Linked DNA regions of Mus musculus: region 1 is linked to region 2. A link is a loop called in an ENCODE intact Hi-C map of the cell type or tissue named here. Cell type or tissue: heart. All regions are shown on one strand. Each heading gives the region's core, and the rest is flanking DNA. Links, peaks and the distances in the headings are about the cores only.

Region 1 (10,784 bases), core at 1,784-9,783, 380 kb before region 2:
GCATGATGCAGGAGGAGCTGAAAGTTCTGAAGGCAAACAGAAGGGCAGCTAGGAGGAGGGTCTCCTTGCCCACCCTCCTCAATCACTAATTGAGAAAATGCCTTACAGTTGGATTTTATGGAGGCATTTCCTCAAGGGAGGCTCTTTTACTGTGATGCTCCCACATTGTGTCAAGTTGACACACAAAACTAGCCACTATAGCAGGGATAAATTCATATTGTTTTAAAACATAAACCATATACTTTTAACCCAGGACATGAGTTTTAACTTCCTCTTGAGTCATAAGTTCAGTTATCATTGATAAACCATGACATAACAAAGTTATCTTTTACAGTAATTTATCCCCATCAACCCTATAACCAAACTTTTAAGAATCTTGTGGTTTTAAGAGCACTAGACTGAGTCTCATTATGGTAGTTTCCCTTTTTGATTTTTTTTGAAATTCTGGTTTGTTTTTTTCCCAAAATTATTTCTTTTGGCCCTAAGCATTTTGTTTTTGTTTTATGATGCCTTGTTTTTTCTTCTCTCTCTAAGGCGGTTATTCTTCCGCAGGTCCATATCTTTGCTCCATGAGCTGTCTCTGTATTTCCAGGTTTTGTTCTTTCATCAGCTCCCTTACACATCTTCATTGTTTGTCTTGATAGTCACTGAGGAGGTTCAATGGGCATGGGCACATAAGTGGCAGACCATCTCATAGGATGATAGTAGTGTCGTCAAGATCTCTTACTGTGGATGTAAGAAATATGCAATATTCACCTGTGAGATGTTTAGCTGGACACCTCTTCCTCAACAGTAGGAGCATTTTCTCCTTTGGCAGAGTTTACCTTTTCATGGTTTTCAAAGTGCAGGAAGAATGGAGAGCTGAGATGGCCTACAAGTTAATATATAGATTTTTTTTCATTTGTAGAATCTCTGTCCCCATTTTCCATAAGGGTGACACATCCAAACAGGCATATTTGTGTGGTGGTGGGCCGAGTATGGTGATTGTACCCATGCTCAGGGACAGTTCGTTATTCTTTACAGCATGGTCTGCATTTGCTGTCACGTTTTTTTCTTTTAGCCATTCTGACTGGTGTGAGGTGGATTTGAAAGATCCTGACAGAATGTAAAAGGTCACAGACGCCCTGAAATTGGCAAAAATAGATTTCATTGTTAGCAGAAATAGCTTCAATGATTTAGAAATATAGAGGTGCACAATGCTCTGCCCACTCCTTGAACCTGCGTGTCTGCCAATGTTTTGACTGTTCCTTGAACCTAGGTGTGTGCCCTCTACTGCACCTCATTGGCAGATGTTTGTGATATTGGTTGCTGGGAAAGCGTAGACAAATCTCCCCAGCAACCACAGCTGGGCCAATCCTGAGTTGCTACACCTGCACCAGACTCTTTCCTTGTTTCCCTCCTATACCCATTTCTTGAGAATAGACTCCCGGAGTCTTTCATTTGGGGGCTCCTCCTGGGATTGGTGTGACCACCCACTTCTCCGAAGACCCACTTGGTGGTGAAATTTTTTGTCTAAAAATATTTCTGTGACCCAGCGAGGTTCAGTTCTGAAATTTGCAGCCGCAACATTTCTTGAGAAATGGAGACTTTTTCCTTGGAATAAGGCAATGAGTGTGAACAGTAGATGTGCTGGATTCAAGGGCTGCTGTGCGGGACCCTCTGCGTGAGGGGAAGGACTCCAGGAGTCCTTCTGGAGCGGGGAGTGCACTTACCAGACCTTCTGCATTTCTGAGTTGGTTTTGTCTGACCATTAGAAAACTGGCATCTGTCAGTGTGTGTATGTGTGTTTTCTGTGTTTGTTTCGTGTTTTACATGGTGTAAATGATGGGGCAGACTGTAACGCCCCCGCTAAGTTTGACTTTAGACCACTGCACTGAAGTTAGATCAAGGGCCTATAATCTTTAATTAGAAATTATGAAGGGTCCATGGCAGACATTTTGTGCCTCCGAGTGGCCGACTTTTCATGTAAAATGGTCACTGAAAGGGACTTTTGGTTTGACTCTTATCTTTGAAGTTAAAGCCATTGTTTTTCAGAGAGGACCTGGGTCCCACCTGGATCAACAGCCTTACCTCGTCCAGAATTCACTGCCATAAATCAAATTATAGTTTCCCTGTGCATCTCAGAGCCCTCCTCCACGCTGCTCCCATGTGTGCGGGTGGGTCAGCACTGTGCCCTCTCTTTCTGCCCTAAGAAGCAGTAAGAAGCAGTAAGGGGCAGTGGCAGTGAGGACCCTGCCTGAACCAGCACACTTTTTGGCCTGGTGATGAGAAGGCATGGGGCTCCTTCTCCAGCTGCTCCCACTCCGCTGGCAAACTGCAGCCCTGAGCCTGAACAGAACTGAAACCATAGGCTCCACCTGAAACAGAGCCTCCTCTTCAACCCACAGGTCCCCCCAAGATCTATTCTGAAATTGAAGGGCCTCCTGAGTGGCCAGAGTCCCCTCCCACTCTGTCCTATTTTCTGCCTCCATAGGTCCTTGCTCCTGGCTCTGGGATTGCTGGTGGCAGTTGGTGGATCAAGGACTGATGGCTGGGACCCAGAGCCAACAAACCCAGAGTCCCCCAGCAGATGGAGCTCCTGACACCACTTCTGCCTTTTCCTTTGAGAGCACTAGGTGACCTGCCCACAGACCCTCAGTCTCTGCAGACCCTCCAATATTAGTCTTTTGTCATCAGCTGATCTGTATAATTGGAACGCTGGGTTCCCTCTGGACTGGGCAGATTAGAACTACAAGATGGCTCAAGGTAGGGAGAGGTTGTCAGGTTACCAGCTGGGCTCTCTTCTAAAGGGAGCTATGAGCCGCCACACCAATTTGCCTCAGGTAAGAGAAGTAATGCAGGGCCCTACAGAGCCCCTGTCTGTTTTTCTAGAAAGATTGATAGAAGCTTATAGATACTATACTCCTTTTAACCCGACCTCTGAGGGTCAACAAGCCGCGGTTGCTACAGCTTTCAAAGATTACATGCCATGGCTTTACAAGATTTAGTCAGGGAGATAGAAAAGGTGTATCACAAGAGAGGGAGAATAAGAGGGAAAGAAGATAGGAGAGGAATTTAAGAAGAATTTTGGCCACAGTACTAGGGGAACGTGAAGGAAGGAACAGGCCAGAGAATAGACAGATAGGGTACCTGGGCAACAAGGAACCCAGACCTGAAGGAAGAAGATCTGTCCAGAAGATTTTAGAGAAGGACCAATGTGTCTATTGCAAGGACAAAGGACATTGGGCACGGGAATGCCCAAAGAAGAAGGGAAGGGCCCCTAAGGTCCTGAATCTGAAAGATGATGAATAGGGGAAATGGGGCTCGGACCCCTTCCCCGAGCCTAGGGTAAACCTGATTGTGGGGGGGATCCCATGGACTTTTTAATTGACACAGGGGCAGAGCATTCTGTGTTGAAGCATTCACTGGGAAAATTAAAAAATAAAAGAACCACAGTGATTGGAGCCACTGGTCAGAAACAATACCCCTGGACCACTGCACGCACTGTAGATCTGGGGGAAGGCCAAGTGAGTCATTCCTTCTTGGTCATTCCTGAGTGTCCCACACCTCTTCTAGGAAGACATCTTCTGCCTAAATTAAAGGCCCAGATTAGATTTACCCAAAAAGGGCTGAGAGTAAGTTGGAAATCTCCCACCTCCGTAGTCTTAGTCCTGCAGCTTGAGGAAGAATACAGATTGCATGAAGGCATAAAGCAAACGGAGGTACCAGACCTAAAAGACTGGTTGACTGCTTTCCCTAGAGCATGGGCAGAGATTGAAGGCATGAGAATGGTTGTCAGAGTTCCCCCTGTGGTTGCGGAATGAAAATGGATGCAACCCCTATAGGAGTGCGACAATACCCAATGAGTTGTGAAACAAGAGATGGAATTAGGCCACATATTCAGAGACTATTACAATTAGTTATTTTGGTAGCTTGGCAATCACCCTGGAATACTCCTCTACTGCTGGTAAAGAAACCTGGCACGAGTGACTATCGACCAGTCCAAGACCTGAGAGAGGTCAATAAGAGGGTCCAAGATATTCACCCAACTGTTCCTAATCTCTATAACCTCCTCAGCTCACTCCCTCCGCAGCGAAAATGGTACACAGTACTTGATTTAAAAGATGCTTTCTTTTGCCTGAAGTCACATCCCTCCAGCCAGCCCATATTCGCCTTTGAGTGGAGAGATTCTGATACTGGACAAACGGGACAATTGACCTGGACATGGTTACCGCAGGGGTTCAAAACTCCCCCACCTTTTTTGATAAGGCTCTACATCGAGATTTAGCCTCCTTTCAAGCTGAAAACTCCCAGATAACTCTGCTTCAATATGTTGATAACTTGCTCCTTGCTGTAACCACGGAGAGAGAATGCTGTCAGGGAACCAAGAGATTGCTAGCAAAAGTGGCATTATCCGCCAGCACCCAGACAGATGGATGACAAATGCCCAGATGACTCACTACCAGAGTCTGCTGTTTACTGAATGGGTCGTGTTTGCTCCTCCTGCTATTCTCAACACTGCTACCTCCCTGCCTTAAACGGACGATTCCTCACCCGTTCACTGCTGTGCAGACATTCTTGCGGAGGAAACTGGGATTTGAAGTGATTGACGTGACCAGCCATGGCCAGGTGTTCCAAACTGGTACACAGATGGACGCAGTTTCCTAGTGTAAGGTAAGAGGATGGCAGGGGTGGCGGTGGTAGATGGTAAGCACGTCGTGTAGGCTGGCAGCCTGCCAGAAGTTATGTCAGCACAAAAATAGCTGAATTAATTGCCCTGACCCAGGCCCTTCGGATGGCTGAGGGCAATCCATCAACATTTACAGCGATAGCTGAAATGCTTTTGCTACAGCCCACGTCCTCAGTGCCATCTATAGAGAAAGACGGTTGCTGACATCACCAGGCAAGGACATAAAAAATAAAGAGGAGATTCTGAGCCTCCTTGAGGCTATTCACCTGCCTGCCAAAGTTGTCATTATACATTGTCCTGGACATCAAAAAGGACATGATGTTGTGACAAGAAGGAATAACATGAGCCGGGCGTGGTGGCGCACGCCTTTAATCCCAGCACTCGGGAGGCAGAGGCAGGCGGATTTCTGAGTTTGAGGCCAGCCTGGTCTACAAAGTGAGTGCCAGGACAGCCAGGACTATATACAGAGAAACCCTGTCTCAAAAAAACAAAACAATACAAAAAAACAAAACAAAAAAAAAACAACAAAAGGAATAACATGGCTGATGTTAAAGCTAAACAGGCTGCACTCAGCCCTAAGATACTGCCCTTCAGGACAATACAGATAGAATCTCTCCAGAAAGTTGCTCTGCCAGAACTGGAACTGTGCAGCCAGAGTTTTGAGTATACCTACTCCTGAAGGTATGAAACTAATGTACAATTTAGGGTTTACTGCAGAAAATTCACAGGGCCAACGAGCAGCCAGTAATGGTAAAATAATATTACCACAAAAAGAAGAGAAAAGATTTATTGAAAATATACATCGGCTGTCCAACCTGGGAGTCAAACACCTGTAAATGCTGGTCAAAGCATCTGCTTTTTATGTTTTAAGACTCTCTGATGTTGCAGAAGCAGTAGTTAAGAGCTGTGTACCATGTGCCATGACTAATGCAGGACATTCAAGTTATCCTCTAGGGAGAAGACTACAAGGAGATCACCCTGAAGCCTATTAGGAGTAGATTTTACTGAAATAAAGCCAGCTAAGTATGGTAATAACTATCTTTTAGTTTTTATAGATACCTTTTCAGGATGGGTGGAGCCCTACCCAAGAAAAAAGAAACTGCCAATATTGTGGTTAAGAAAATCCTAGAAGAAAAATTTCCACGGTTTGGAATACCTAAGGTAATAGGGTCTGACAACGGACATGCCTTTGTTGCCCAGGTAAGTCAGGGACTGGCCATCAAACTGGGGATTGATTGGAAATTACATTGTGCTTATAGACCCCAGAGTTCACGACAGGTAGAAAGGATGAATAGAACTCTAAAGGAGACCTTGAGTAAATTGACCTTAGAGACCGGCGAAAATTACTGGACAGCCCTCCTTCCCTTTGCCTTGTTCCCTGTTAAGAACACACTGGGGAAATTTAAGCTCACTCCATATGAAATTCTGCATGGGGGGCCTCCCCCACTCACTGAAGTAGAGAGAGCTTTAGATCCTTTAAAATTAAACCCTGGTCCTTCATTGTTTACACGCATGAAAGTCCTAGAAGTGGTCAGAAACACCTCCTGGAAGCAGCTCAAATAGGCCTACTAACCACGAGTCTTGATGATACCACACCAGTTCCAAGTAGGAGATGCAGTTCTCATCTGAAGACATCGAGCTGAGAATCTACCTTGTTAGAAAGGCCCTTGCATCATGCTGCTGACCACCCCTACTGCTATCAAAGTAGAAGACATCTCAGCTTAGATTCATGCCTTTCATGTAAAGCGAGCTCCTGAAGAATAAATCCCCTTGGTTGACTACCCTCATTTCTACTCTGATAGACACTCTAATAATTTTGCTCTTTCTGCTGATGTGTGGCCCGATAGTTCTTAATAAATTGGTGACCTTTATTAGAGAGAAAATTGGTGCCATCCAGCTGTTAGTACTAAGACAACAATACCAGTCTCTGCAGAACCTTAAAGAAGAGATTGCAGTTTAGTTCTAGATTAGAACTAGTAACTAGAAGAAGTGGGGAATCACAGATCCTGACAAGATGTAAAAGGTCAGAGAAGCCCTGAAATTTGCAAGATAGGTGTCACTGTTGGCAGAACTAACTTTACTGATTTAGAAAAATAGAGGTGCACAATGCTCTGGCCACTCCTTCAAACTGTGTCTGCCAATGTTTTTTTTTTTTTTTTAATTTTAACTTTTTAAATTATTCACTTTATGTCCAGCTCCCTGCTCCCCTCCCAGTCACCCCTCCCACAATCCTTCCCTTCTCCCCTCTCCCTTTCTCCTCTGAATGGGTGGGGGACCCCTGGTGTATTTCCCCCCACCCTGGCACTTCAAGTCTCTGTGAGGCTAGGCACTTTCTCTCCCACTGAGGCCAGACAAGGCAGTTCAGGTAGAACATAGCCCACATACAGGCAACAGCATTTGGAATACCCCCCCCCCACACACACACCTCCAGTTGTTCAGGACCCACATGAAGACCAAGCTGCACATCTGCTACGTATGTGTGGGGAGGCCTAGGGCCAGCCCATGTATATGTATGCTCTTTGGTTTGTGGTTCAGACTCTGAGAGCCTCAAGAGTCCAGGTTAGTTGACTCTGTTGGTCTTCCTATAGAGTTCCTATCCCCTTATGGACCATAATCCTTCTTCCTACTCTTCCATAAGAGTCCCCAGGCTCCATCCACTGTTTGGCTGTGCACACTTTTTTTTTAAAGAGCAACAATGCAACAATGATGTTGTCAATCACTTTGTCCCAACTGATGCCAACAGTGCCATCAGTAACTTCTTGTCTGTATACTAATCCACACACTTTAATTTCAGTAGAGGATTCTAGGATCATGCTCAAGGCTACCAAGACTCAGTTTCTGTTTTCAGTCTGTTTCCCCAAGTGTAAAAAGGCCCTTTTCTCTTTTTTTTCTGTAATTTTTCTTTTTCTTTTTTTTTCATTTTTTATTAGGTATTTAACTCATTTACATTTCAAATGCTATACCAAAAGTTCCCCATACCCACCCACCCCCACTCCCCTACCCACCCACTCCCCCTTTTTGGCCCTGGCGTTACTCTGTACTGGGACATATAAAGTTTGCAAGTCCAATGGGCCTCTCTTTGCAGTGATGGCCGACTAGGCTATCTTTTGATACATATGCAGCTAGAGACAAGAGCTCCGGGGTACTGCTTAGTTCATATTGTTGTTCCACCTATAGGGTTGCAGTTCCCTTTAGTTCCTTGAGTGCTTTCTCTAGTTCCTCCATTGGGGGCCCTGTGGTCCATTCAATAGCTGACTGTGAGCATCCACATCTGTGTTTGCTAGGCCCTGGCATAGTCTCACAAGAGACAGCTATATCTGGGTCCTTTCAGCAAAATCTTGCTAGTGTATGCAATGGTGTCAGTGTTTGGAAGCTGATCATGGGATGGATCTCTGGATATGGCAATCACTAGATGGTCCATCCTTTCGTCACACTTCCAAATTTTGTCTCTGTAACTCCTTCCATGGGTGTTTTGTTTCCTATTCTAAGAAGGGGCAAAGTGTCCACACTTTGGTCTTCGTTCTCTTGAGTTTAATGTTTTTAGAAAATTATATCTTATATCTTGGGTATCCTAAGTTTCTGGGCTAATATCCACTTATCAGTGAATACATATTGTGAGAGTTCCTTTGTGATTGGGTTACCTCACTCAGGATGATGCCCTCCAAGTCCATCCATTTGGCTAGGAATTTTATAAATTCATTCTTTTTAATAGCTGAGTAGTACTCCATTGTGTAAATGTACCACATTTTCTGACACAATGGAAAAGGTCACAGAAGCCCTGAAATTGGCAAGATAGGTGTCACTGGTAGCAGAACTAACTTCACTGATTTAGAAAAATAGAGGTGCACAATGCTCTGGCCACTACTTCAAATTGTGTGTCTGCCAATGTTTTGACCAATCCTTGAACCCATGTGTGTGCCCACTGATGAAGCCCATTGTCAGGTGTTTGTGATATTGATGGCTAAGAAAGAGTCAGAAAATCTCCCCAGCAACCACAGCCCGTCCAGTCCTGAGTTGCTACACCTGCACCAGACTCTTTCCTTGTATCCCTCCCATAACCATTTCTTGAGAATAGACATTGTTTAGATCTGGAAATCCCCTACTTCCCCCTTCTACTTCCTGTCCTGAGGGACTATAAAAACTGGGACCTCTTTCCCCTCGAGGTTGACTCCTCTACCCCTGCATGGGATATGAGTCGTCCCCAGAGCTCTGGCTTTCCCCGAATAAAGCCTCATGTGGTTTGCATCAAGCTTGGTCTATTGTTAATTCTTGGGTGTCCGCTATTGTCCTGAGGCTCCTTGGAGTCTTTCAGAATGACTTACAGTTTGTAGTCCAACTCACCCTACAATGGGCAGCTGTGAATGGGTCCAGAAATCTAATAGGTGCACAGTTCCATGCAACTAGTTGTTTCAGCAGGTGTTCTGTATAGGCTGGGATCCTGAAGAGGTAGGTTCCAACAGATGTGCTGGCAAGTAAATGCAAGCAGGCAAAGAAAACTGAGTCTTTTTTTCTACCAATATTTTTATACAAGCCTCCAACAGATGGTGTGACTCAGATTAAAGGTGTGTACTACCATGCCTGGGTCTGGAACATGATTTGTCCTAGGATGAGCTTGAACTCAGAATTCTACTTGCCTGAGCATCATGGGATTAAAGGCATGTACTACCTTGCCTGAGCCTAAGATTTGTACGGCCTTTAAGCCTAAAATTTCTTTGTCAAGATCCCGTTAAGAAGCCTGTGTCTTCCAGCCTCAAGATCTGGATCACAGGTGTGACCTCCATTTCTGGATTGTTGTTCATTCCTGAATTGGTCACATTGTCAACCAGGAATAGCTGTCACAATCAGTTTTACAGTCATGCTTTTACAGGACCTGCTCTCAATGCTTCATTTGGAAGAATTTTCTTAAAGGTTTAGTGGCTTAAGCATACCCATCTATCATATCCTAGTAACGGGCCACTGCTATGTGCTCAATGTTTTAACTCTTCTCCTTTCTTTCACCATGGGGCATATGCAGGCATTCTCTCTTGCATATCACAGGCACCTCACGAAGAAGAGGCATGGTGACAAGCACAGTGTGCCTTGTCTCAGACTAGAGGGGCCCTGACTGCATCCCACTGCATCAGTGAACAAACCACAGACTGTGTTGCTAGACAGCAACTTCCAACATCTAACCACACAGACTTAGATGCCACAGATTTTAGAAATATGTGTATATCAAGGAAATTCAAACCTATGTTTGGACATTACATTTTTGATGTCTGTCATGTTATGATTTTTTTCATGGGTAAAATAGTTGATATAAATAATTGAAGAGCTTTATCTGTACAGAATAAACAGGGACAAAAATTGCCTTCGAGCCAGGCTTAGTGGTGCATGCCTTTAATCCCAGCACTTGGGAGGCAGAGGCATTCACATGTCTGAGTTTAAGGCCAGCGTGGTCTACAGAGTGAGTTCCAGTACTTCCAGGGATGCACAGAGAAACATTGTCTGGAAAAACAAAACAAAACAAAACAAAACAAAACAAAACAAAACAAATATTGCCTTTGAGACTCTGTTCTAAGAGCCATTTATCATCTTTGATTGTGCGAGATATGCTTCCCTTTTTCTCTTTCAAACCTAAGCTTACAGGCCGTAGATTTTGCAAACTGTGGGATAATGATAAGAACTGTGGGACCCACAGATTTGCATTCCTCAGTCATGCGCAGCATCTTCATGTTTTCCAATCATAGGAAATTTAAGGTAGTAGATGCAAACACCTGGTTTTAACTTTTTAAAAATACTTGCTAGATTGTATTTAGTATGCATGTATCTCTCTGACTCAGTGTATTTGTTTGTGTGTGTGTGTCTGTCTGTCTTTCTGTCTATCTGTCTGTCATCTGCACACATGAATAAATGCCACAACCAGAGAACAACTTGTAGGAGTCAGTTCTCTCTCTCTGCCATGTGAGTCTTGGGGATCAAAGCAGTTTGTCAGGCTTGTCATCAAATGTCTTTATTTGCTAGGTGACTTTGGTGACCCTCATTTTAACATCTTCACTAGACAAAGACATCTTCTTTTCCAAGTTAGGAATCACCAGTTGTGATGGTCTGAATGAAAATGGCTCCTATAGGCCAA
Region 2 (10,784 bases), core at 1,491-9,490:
CCATCTGGAACGTCTGGGCTTCACAGAGGGAACAAAGTCTTTCCTAGCTTTGATCATTCCTCATTACCATACCCAACTCTTCATGCGACTGAGACCCATAGACCTGTTGTGGAGAAGGCTGTCCTGGAGCTTCAGGCCATCCCAGGTCTTGCATCAAGGACTGCATGTAAAAGAGACAGACCACTGTGCCAGCTCTTATTGTTGGTGCCTTTATACCCATTCTTCCACATTCCCCCCACCTCTCTACATTCTCTGCCTTCATCTTGGAAGACATAAAGATGATAAGAACATGGATTAAAACATATAATAAGAATGTGCATTTGAACTCTGTCCCAACCCATACAAGAGCTGTTTAGGTCATCTTGTATCACTTCACTCAACATGGGTTGTAGTAACCACATTTCAGAAACCAAACACTCCAGAGGTGGGATGGCAAAGCTCATTCACGGTTCTCAAAAGGACTAAGGCAGAGTCTCAAAAGGACTACCAGCAGGCTAGGTGGCTGTTTGTATTGTAATTTTAAAGCAGACAACATGAACAATTTGACTCAATATTTATTGAATTAAAAACAACTCCAACCAATCCAATGAATTATTAATCACACCAGCAGGGGCCAACTGTATATTTTATCTCATATGGAATCCACTATATAAATATTTGGTATTGCTTAAGTCCATGGTGTCTCCACAGCACGGCTGCTCTTCAATTCCCCTTCAGTACCCTGAGCATCTTTGTGCACTGCCCTGTGGCAACAACCTCCCTCTGATCCCAGTTTTCCTATAATGTCAATGCTAGTTACAGTGAGAATCTAACTGAACAGCTTAGTGGAACATCCACTTAGGAACAGGGTGTTTAAATGTGCATTGTAAGGGTCAGAAGCATAGAAGACAGCCCAGAGGAAAGTGGGAAATCTTGAAGCGGTGGTTGCTCAAGTGACTGGTAACAGTTCGTCTTCATTCTGGCAGAGCCTGATTGAATTCTCACTGTCGAAGATTTTTTTAGAATTCAGAGCTCCTATCATTTAGGTAACAAAGCCCTCAGGGTCAATCAAAGTTCCAGGAGCTAGATGGTAAAGCCTTTTATGAGAACTCTTTTCTCACACAAGTATCTATACATAGTGGGAACTGGGTTAGGTAACTAACCATGATTCTAGACTGAAATAACAATCCTGAACAACACTGGGAATTCAATGATGAAGAGTTTCAATGTCAGTCTAAAGCCAGATTCCTATTGAAAACTGGCAAACTTCAACTGAGCCAGAAATAAATATAAGAGTTTGAACTATAATTGATACCACCTGACAGCAGGTTTCTCTCAGAGCCATTAAGTTACTTGGTGCAGCTTAAAAGTACTAGTCTCTCATTGTCCTCCTGCCAGCAATAGTAAACGCAAGGAATCAGAGTCCGTACTGAAATTAAAGTCATGGCAAGCGTTTCTGGACACTTTTAGCAGGAATCTTAGACATCGCCGCAAAGCAGAGTCTCTACAACAGAGGTCCTAGTGAGGATGGCAGATCAGATGTGTCGGTGTGTAAGTCACCACAGGAGGAGTGGGAGCACCCCAGCACATGTGGGCTGCAGTGGTGCAGTGGAAGGAGTACCCCACATTGTCACCCAGATTGAGGGGACTGAGAAATTGGCAGTAGTCATTTTCTTTATTCTGTGAATTACTATGGATAGAGTGTGAGCAGGGACTTCGAAAAACAATTGCAAAAGGAAGGAAGAAAGGGAGAGGAAGGGAGGGGAGGAGAAGAAAAGGGGGAGGAGAGGAGAGTAATATTGGAAGGGAGTAAGGAAGAGAAAAAGGGAAAGTGAAGAAGGAGGGGGAACGGAAATTAAAGAAGTAGAAGGAAGCAGAGGAGGAGGAGAAGGAGGAGGGGGAGGAGAAGGAGGAAGATGAGAAGGGGAGGAGGAGGAGGTGGGAGGAGGAGAAGGAGGAGGATGAGAAGGGGGAGGAGGAGAAGGAGGAGGAGAAGGAGGGGCAGGAGGGGAAGGCAGAGGAGAAGAAGGGGGAGGAGGACAAGGAGGAGGAGAAGTAGTGGGAGGAGGAGAAGGAGGAGGGAGAGGCGAAGGGGAGGAGGAGGAGGGGGGAGAAGGAGGAAGAAGAGAAGAAGGGAGAGGAGGAAAAGGAGGAGGAGGAGAAGGAGGAAGATGAGAAGGGGAAGGAGGAGAAGGGGGAGGAGGAGAAGGAGGAAGATGAGAAGGGGAAGGAGGAGAAGGGGGAGGAGGAGGAGGGGTAGTAGAAGAAGGGGAGGAGGAGAGGAAGGAGTAGAAGGAGGAGGAGGAGAAGGGTGAAGAGGAGAAGGAGGAGGAGAAGGAGGAGGAGAAGGAGGGGCAGGAGGAGAAGGGGGAGTAGGAGAAGGAGGAGAAGAAGGAGAGGAAGGAGTAGAAGGAGGAGGAGGAGAAGGGTGAAGAGGAGAAGGAGGAGGAGAAGGAGGAGGAGAAGGAGGGGCAGGAGGAGAAGGGGGAGGAGGAGAAGGAGGAGGAGAAGAAGGGGGAGGAGGGGAAGGAGGAGAAGAAGGGGAGGAGGAGAAGCAGGAGGAGGAGGAGCAGGGGGAGGAGAGAGGAGGAGAAAGAAGATGAAGAGGAGAAGAAGGAGGAGGAGGAGAAAGGGAGAGGAGGAGGAGGAGGAGAAACTGAAGAGAATTCTCTTGTCAGAGGAGACTGCCCACAGTTATCATCAATTCCACATCATGACCTGCCATGCTGCTCAGTTCCCTCCAGCCATGGTCATGAATTGCACACTGAATTTCCACTCTGTGCTCTATAGATTTTGTTTTAATAGATGTGTGTGTTGATGGGGATGGACGCTGGGCCTTGAAGTGTACTTGCCATGTATCCTGCCTCATTCAGAAGCATGGAGGGTCACGGAGCTCAGGCCTCGGTGGCACTGGAAACACTGAGAACAAAACTACAAAGACTTCAGGAATTCATTGAGGTGATCAGGGCCGACCGAGCAGAGTCGATGTTGGATGGACTTCTCTCTGAGACACAGATAAGGTTTTTCTTTCATTCTTCTAAAAGCAAGTTGTGTTGTTGGATCCCTGGGAGGAATGTGAAAGACATCACTTAGCAGATTATCCAGGGACTGACTAGAAAAACCGTCTCAGAGAAAATATATTTCTCCTTTATATCACCCCAAGTTACTCATCTGTCTTTAGTCTTATTTAGTTACTAAATTGGAAACCACGCATCTATTTTCTAAGTCTGTTTCTACACGTTCAGTTCACAAAAGAAGTATAGTAAATATCATAAAGGCAAAACCAAAATAACTCACAGAACGATTGATTTCAAACAGTGAGCCAGAGTCTGTCAGCCATGTTGTCTAATGGACTTCTGTCTAGATCTGACCCAAGTCATGTTGCAGAGAACGTTCTAAGAGAGCCTTTGCCTAAACCACTCTGAACATACATAATCTCAGCTGCTCTCAGAAGCTACAAAGGGAGGGTCTTCCCTGGTTAGCATCTCAATGAGTATAGTTCTGAGGGTTATGAATGCTTGGGGTTGATGTGATACCACCATTGTCCTCTGCCAGTGTGGCAACAACGTTTCTCTTAACCCAAGATGTTTCTGTTCCCAAAGAGTGTACTGAGATGAGCTAAGTGATCATCCAGAGGTCTGAAATAGCTGTGACCACACAGCTCTCCTGCTGAAATGACATTTGGACAGATCCTAATTCTGTTGTTCCAGAAAATCATTTGGAGCACATTTTAGAAATGCCAGGCAGAAAAAGCTTTTCACACCCTGAGACCCATTTTGAGGGACCACACATGGCGTGATTTAACTCACAGTGCTTCAAACCCTGCCTTTCACCTGAATCATGGGGAAGGCCGATGGATTCTAGATCTAAGCTTAATCAGACCCAAGGGGCAGAGGCAGACATAACTGGCAGAATTGCTAATGTGTAGGGGTGGATGGTACCAGCAGAACACAGAAGGCTACAAACATCCTCTGAATCATATGACATGCCGTTTCATATTTCATATGCCCAGTCTTGGTGTGTCACAGAGGACACTGGATGCAGAAGATACTCTTCGGGAATTCTGCATCCTCCATTATAGGCACAAAACCAGTAGCAGCTATTTTGTTGGAGATGGTATCTAAAACCCTTAAAGCATTATTTGGCTACGTTAGTCAACTCCACCACCCTCAGGCAAGCGATATATCCCCATACTCATGAAAAAGCTGAGGCACAGAGAAACTAAGCAGCTTACCCTGGCCGCTCAGTGAACAGCAGTTACAGGCTAGCTTGCTTCTACGACTTTTGCCCTGCCCATCCTACCCATCCTTTGTAGACACTTAGCAAGCACTTGAGAGCCTCGAGCTGTTAGCTGCATTATATAGATGACCTCATACAATTCCCATAGCAGTGTTGGAATGGTGACATCGTTATCTCCAGCTCATAGAAGAATAAATTCAGGTTTTTGGATTGAATAGATGGTCCCGCTTAAACTGACCCTGATTGTAAACCTGAAGCCTGATCCATTCTTTCATCCTAGGGACTTCGGGAACACAAAATGTCTGCTTTCAAAATTGGTACTTTAAGGGACCAGTGGTGAAAAATAAAAAACACTCCAGCTCATATCAGCATTGTGGAAAGCCACCTTATATTACCAAAATCTTTTGTGTGTGTGTGTGTGTGTGTGTGTGTGTGTGTGTGTGTGTGTGTGTGTGTGTGTGTGTGTGTGTGTTCTTGAGGTTGGGGGGAAAAGGCACACTGGACAACGAGGCAAAAGTTGTCCCAGGCTTCCATCTAGTGGTGTTTGTATGAAGTGCAACCTTGCTCCCAATTGCGCTGGCCTTGAAGCCAGTCCCTTGGAAGGTGAGACAAAGCTGGACGCTAGACATCTATTTAATCCTCACTTACTGCATTCGCCCTATTTATGATCTAGGCATCCAAGGTGATACACCACAGTTCCTCAGGCAACGTTAAGCCAGAAGCGGCTCATCACAGGAGGTCTCTCCTTTCCCTATGCCCAGATCCTTTTCTGTCAACACCAATAAGCCATTCTAGCAGTCCCCTGAGTCAGCTGCCTTTGTGGTCCATCTAGCTACTTTGTCACTGTCAATTAGTTACTATGATGGCCTCGGCTGGGTCATTTATAGCATTAGTTGTGCTGCTGTCGAGCAATGTGAGAGTCCAGGAGGATGAGTGTTTCAACATGGGACTGCTGCTGGTACCACTGGCAGCAGGCATAGATAAGCAGAGTAAGGAGAGCCAAGGATGTAACTATGTGCACCATACTGAACACTGCAGTATAGGGCCAAAGAATGCCAGCTCCTCCCATCATCTCTCTCCTCCAAACTTCAGTCTTTCCTATCTCTCCCTGAACAATTCTGCCCTGGGTACATAACAGGAAGTCACGAGGAGAGAGGTTCAGATTGGTTTCTAGCATTCAGAGAGGAGTTTATATGGATTGGTGCACGTCCGCTACATAGGGGCGAAGAGACTTTCTTATGGGACACCTGTGTCACCGGGGGACAGATTGCCTGTTGGCCATCAACAACGTTGTTGGAGTCAGAGCAGAGAGTATATCTCTGGAACATCAGAGTGTGGTGATGTACCAGAGGCTTGTACACACTGGCTCGTTCACTGCATGGCAAGACCATAAAAGATGTTCATAAACCTTGGGCATTTTCTGCTTTGTCATGGAGGCTGTGGTTGTGCCGCTCATTACCATTGCATAAAGTGTCCCGAAGATACTAGAACTGTGTTGTTCTTAATGAAGATGGATGAGGCAGTGAAGACAAACAAGCAAGGCTGGTCTATTTTAGCTGCCAGGATGTCCTTTGGTCCTGGTAAAACATACTCTCCACTGCGCTGATGGTGCATACTTTATGGCTGCGTATGGAAGGTGTACATTGGTCTCCATATGCAGATGTACCTCACCAGTCAGATGAATGATCCCTGCAGGTGCCTGGAGAGGCTTTAACCAGCCGACATCTTCATTCCATCTTTGTGTCACACGACTAAAAATAGCTAAGATGAAGGATCTCAGTAGGAGCAGAGTTTTTTAATACAGGGAGTGTTTTTTGTTTTTGTTTTTTCCTTTAATTTCATGCACTGTGGTTCTTTGCTAGCAATAAGATTTTCTTCTGAGATTGGCTAAAAGCTGGGATGCAGACTCTTATGTTTTATAAGGTGGCAGCGTGATGTGGTGGTAGGTGGATGGATCCATGCTGAGTGCCACCTCTCCTCCTCCCCAAGGTATCAGCCATACAACAGGTCTAGTATAAAATGAAGTTTATTTAGGATGTGGTATGGGGGTCTGGGGAAGGGAGTAGAGGTGAAGAAAGAAAAGGGACAGAGGAGAGGAGAGGAGAGGAGAGGAGAGGAGAGGAGAGGAGAGGAGAGGAGAGGAGAGGAGAGGAGAGGAGAGGAGAGGAGAGGAGAGGAGAGGAGGGGAGAGGAGAGAGCAGAGAAGAGGCCTGTGGAGGGACTAGGCAACTGTTGGGCAGAGCCTAGAGGAAATGCTACCACAGACCAAGCAGCTGGCTCTCATGGCAGAAATGGCAGTTCTGTGCAAAATTTGATGGATTTCTCAACGAACAAGACAATGCATTTCCATGTTCTCTTTCTAAGCATCCTAAAGTGTTGTCCTAGAAGACACCTGCAAGCTCTAAAGTAAGATCCATTCTGTCTTTCATACACCCAGGTTTGTGTCAACACCATGCCTAAAAGACCACGTGTCTGAGGGTGGTGGAGTTTCTGTATTCCTAACTCATATCTCCACAGCCTATGCAGCCACTTGCGCATCGGGCTCTGTCAGAGCAGAGGTACAGGATAGTGCTCCTTCCAAGTGTTCCTTCCAGACCCTGGAAGGGCTCCCACATTCTTGCTCAGACAAGGCATGTTGCCTGTGGCATGTCTGCAGCACTGATAGATTTTCACAGGACACGGAACGCAAGAACTGAAAAGCCCCAAGTCCTCATGTATTTGAACCACACAGAACTTAGTCTCTACGGAACAGACCCAGATACCAACTTCTCAGCACAAAGGAGATTTGGGACCCCCAGAGAGGCAAGCTGCAGGGAGGGGTGGCTGCAAAGCGGGGAGGCGGCAGCAGCAACAGCAGGAGTAAGGGCACAGCAAGTAAAGAAGCTAGATCAGGTGAGTTCAGGATGCAAGAGCAAAAGGAGTAGATTTTTAAGGGGGAGAAGGGGAGTCTGTGGTGGGATGAATTGGGAAATCCTGATTGGACATACTAGCCAAATAATAAATTTTGTTTATCAGACTTTGGCATTTTGTCTTAGGAATGAGTCTGTGGCGAAGTAAGGGAATGGACCTTGGGGGCTAGCTTTAGGAATGTAATGATTTGTAGCTAGGGCTCAGGAATGTAATTTTTTGTAGCAAGGGCAAGCTTCTCTTGGCCACATGGTCATGGTCCATCCTGCCTCACAGATGACCTTTCTCTCTCCATCTTTGTCACCTCTCCATATTCTCTCTGGAAACGCCTCACTCAATCACAAATCCCACCTTCCTCTCTCTCTCTCTCCCTATCTATCTTTTATCTATCTTCTATCTATTAATGTGAATGGTTATTTGGTTACAGGTATGTCTATGCACAATGGATGCACATGTTACCCACAGAGGTCAGAAGAGGGAATTGGAGCTCCTGGGACTGGAGAGCTTGTGAGCCTCCATGAGGGTGTTTAGAATCAAACCCCAGGTTCTCTGGAAGAACAAGCTGTGCTCCTAACCACTGAGCCATCACTCCAGCTCCAGAAGTTTCAGTGGTCACTAATCTTGTCTGACATAGCATGGGGACTATAAACCAGAGTGGAAACTGAAAGCAAGCATTTGTTGGTGTAAAGCACAGGTTTGTTATACATGGGGAAGACCAACTTTTGTCTTAGTTAGGGTTGTACTGCTGTGAATAGACACCATGACCAAGGCAAGTCTTATAAAAAACAACATTTAATTGGGGCTGGTTTACAGGTTCAGAGGTTCAGTCCATTATCATCAAGGTGGGAGCATGGGAATATCCAGGCAGGCATGGCACAGGCAGAGCTTAGAGTTCTACATCTTCATCCAAAGGCTGCTAGTGGAAGACTGACTTCCAGGCAACTAGGGTGAGGATGTTAAGACCACACCCACAGTGACACACCTACTCCGATCTGGTCACACCCATTCCAACAAGGCCACACCTCCAAATGGTGCCACTCCCTGGTCCAAGAATATACAAACCATAACAGGTTCCAAGAAATCCTACTTTATACCTTGACTGTGATTTATAGAAAAAATATATAATATGCACGAAACAAAACATACCAAAATGTATGAGACTGTAATTAAAAGGAGTAGTGGTTTCTATGTGTGTCTTGCTGAATGCCAGGGGCTGTCAAGTAATTTTTACAAATTAACTCATTTAGCATTACATATCAACCGTGAAGCAGTGTGGTGGTTTGTATATGAGAAGCCCAGGGAGTGGCACTATTAGGAGGTGTGGCCCTGTTGGAATAGGTGTGTCATTGTGGGTGTGGGCTTTAAGACCTTCATCCTAGCTGCCTGGAGACTAAGATTCTGCTAGCAGCCTTCAGATAAAGATATAGAACTCTCAGCTCGTCCTGTACCATGTCTGCCTGGATGCTGCCAAGCTCCTGCCTTGATGATAATGGACTGAAACTCTGAACCTGTAAGCCAGCCCAAATTAAATGGTGTCTTTACAAAAGTTGCCTTGGCTATGGTGTCTGTTCACAGCAGTAATATCCTAACTAAGGCAGGCAGATACACTCACTATTTAACAGCCTGGAACTCAATGAGGTTAAGCTACTTGTCCAAGGGTAGGAGCTGGGTATGAAAAGCAGGTCTTGAACGTGCAGCTTGGCATATTAGCCAAGCTTTTAACTGCTATGCTTAGAGAGCTCTCTGCCGTTTCACGTTCCTGACTTCAACCCTTCTGTAATTCCATTTACACCACAGTGCTTTTTAACTATATCCTGAAGCAGAATTGCTTCACCAACATCAAAAACCAGGGAAGGAAGCAGGGAAGAAGGGGGAAGCAAGCTCATGTGTTTATAAGTGGGAATACAGAAAACACTTAAATAGATGGGTAAAAGATAAAGCTATTGACAGATACTAGGCTGGTAAGTAGATGATAGATGACGATAGGTAGGCAAATAGATAACAGATAGATGACAGGCAGGTTGAAGGATGATAAGCAAACAGCTCACTCACAGTACACTGCGAGTCTAAAGATAATTTAGCTGTAAGAAGCACTGTGGTTATGGAACTTAAGGTCTAAATTTATTAGCATCGGCATTCTCAATATTTCAGTTTGTCCACTGAAGTGAGTGAGACAAGATTAAAAGGAAATGCAATCCTTTGGTGAGAGCAATTCTGAAATTTTTTTATTAAAGTTGAGTCATATTCAGTGAAACATTCCTGGAGCTAAGGACCAGGGTTTGCACTGGGGAAGATATTAAGCCAGGTGTGTCACATGGGGGTGAGGATGACACTGAGGCCAGGAAGTCCTAGGCTTAAAGCACGGGGGGAGGGGGTAGACACAGAAATGTAAAGTGAATGCCCCGAAATCCATTCAGGAAATCCAGGTTTTACTCTTATTTAAGGTTCTTTATGTTGCAAGTTATAAATTTATAGTCATAAGCAGGTATTCAAAAATCCAACCCTCCATTTGGCTGTAAGTTCCTTAAGGGGTTGGTAAGCCACACGTCTTAGTATTCCCATTGCTGTGAAGACACACCAAGACCGCAATAACTCATAAAAGACAAGATTTCATTGGGGCTGGCTTACAGTTTCAGGGACTTAGTCATGGCGGGTAGCATAGCAGTGTGCTGGCAGACATGATGCTGGAGAAGTTGCTATGCTACATTTTGATCCACATGCAGCAGGAGACTATATGCCACACTGGGCAGAGGTGGCTTGTGCATGGGAGACCTCAAAGCCTACCCCTACAGTGACACACTTCCCCCAGCAAGGCCACTCCTCCTAGTAGTACCACTCCTTATGGGCCTATGGGGACTGACTAATGACATTCAAACTATCACATCATGTTTATTTGTAACCTGCCTGGCACCAAATGTGAACAGTTTTTTCCTCAATTGTCAATTTTCCAGACAATTGGGAATACTAAGACGTGTGGCTTACCAACCCCTTAAGGAACTTACAGCCAAATGGAGGGTTGGATTTTTGAATACCTGCTTATGACTATAAATTTATGACTTGCAACATAAAGAACCTTAAATAAGAGTAAAACCTGGATTTCCTGAATGGATTTCGGGGCATTCATTTTACATTTCTGTGTCTACCCCCCTCCCCCCGTGCTTTAAGCCTAGGACTTCCTGGCCTCAGTGTCGTCCTCACCCCCATGTGACACACCTGGCTTAATATCTTCCCCAGTGCAAACCCTGGTCCTTAGCTCGAGGAATGTTTCACTGAATATGACTCAACTTTAACAAAAAAATTTCAAAATTGCTCTCACCAAAACAATGCCCTACAGTTCAATTACAGTTTGACTCTGATCAGAAATAATGTGGGGGCTGGAGAGGTGCCTCAGTGGTTAAGAGCACTGGCTGCTCTTCCAGAGGTCCTGAGTTCAATTCCCAGCAAACACACGATGGCTCACAGGGTCCTATCATTTTCTTATGTTTTGGTATGTTGCATTTTTCACAGAATGTATATTCATCTAAAATTTCATTTTAATATAAGAACATTAATTTAAGATCATTTTTCTAATTTCTTTTATGCATTTGTGGAATATGTGTTGACATCTTGCATGCTTCTAGCTGTGAACGTTTGCTTTAACTATTGTGAAACTTTACTAA

The links. Peaks named below come from ENCODE experiments on the same cell type or tissue, not always from the same donor. Only the 100,000 strongest peaks of a DNase experiment are listed, where the experiment ranks them.
Region 1: it touches region 2 in a loop (6-fold over the local background); 4 of 42 quality-filtered maps call a loop at or near these places.

The regions. Positions count from the first base shown.
Region 1 is chr13:68,169,246-68,180,029 of GRCm38, forward strand. No RefSeq gene overlaps it. Among named protein-coding and RNA genes, the nearest start is that of Urml, 60 kb to the right of the region's middle. In heart, for the core only: no CTCF peak of the experiment used is centred there; no DNase peak of the experiment used is centred there.
Region 2 is chr13:68,548,839-68,559,622 of GRCm38, forward strand. No RefSeq gene overlaps it. Among named protein-coding and RNA genes, the nearest start is that of Mtrr, 28 kb to the right of the region's middle. In heart, for the core only: a CTCF peak has its summit at 4,783 (motif pointing left); no DNase peak of the experiment used is centred there.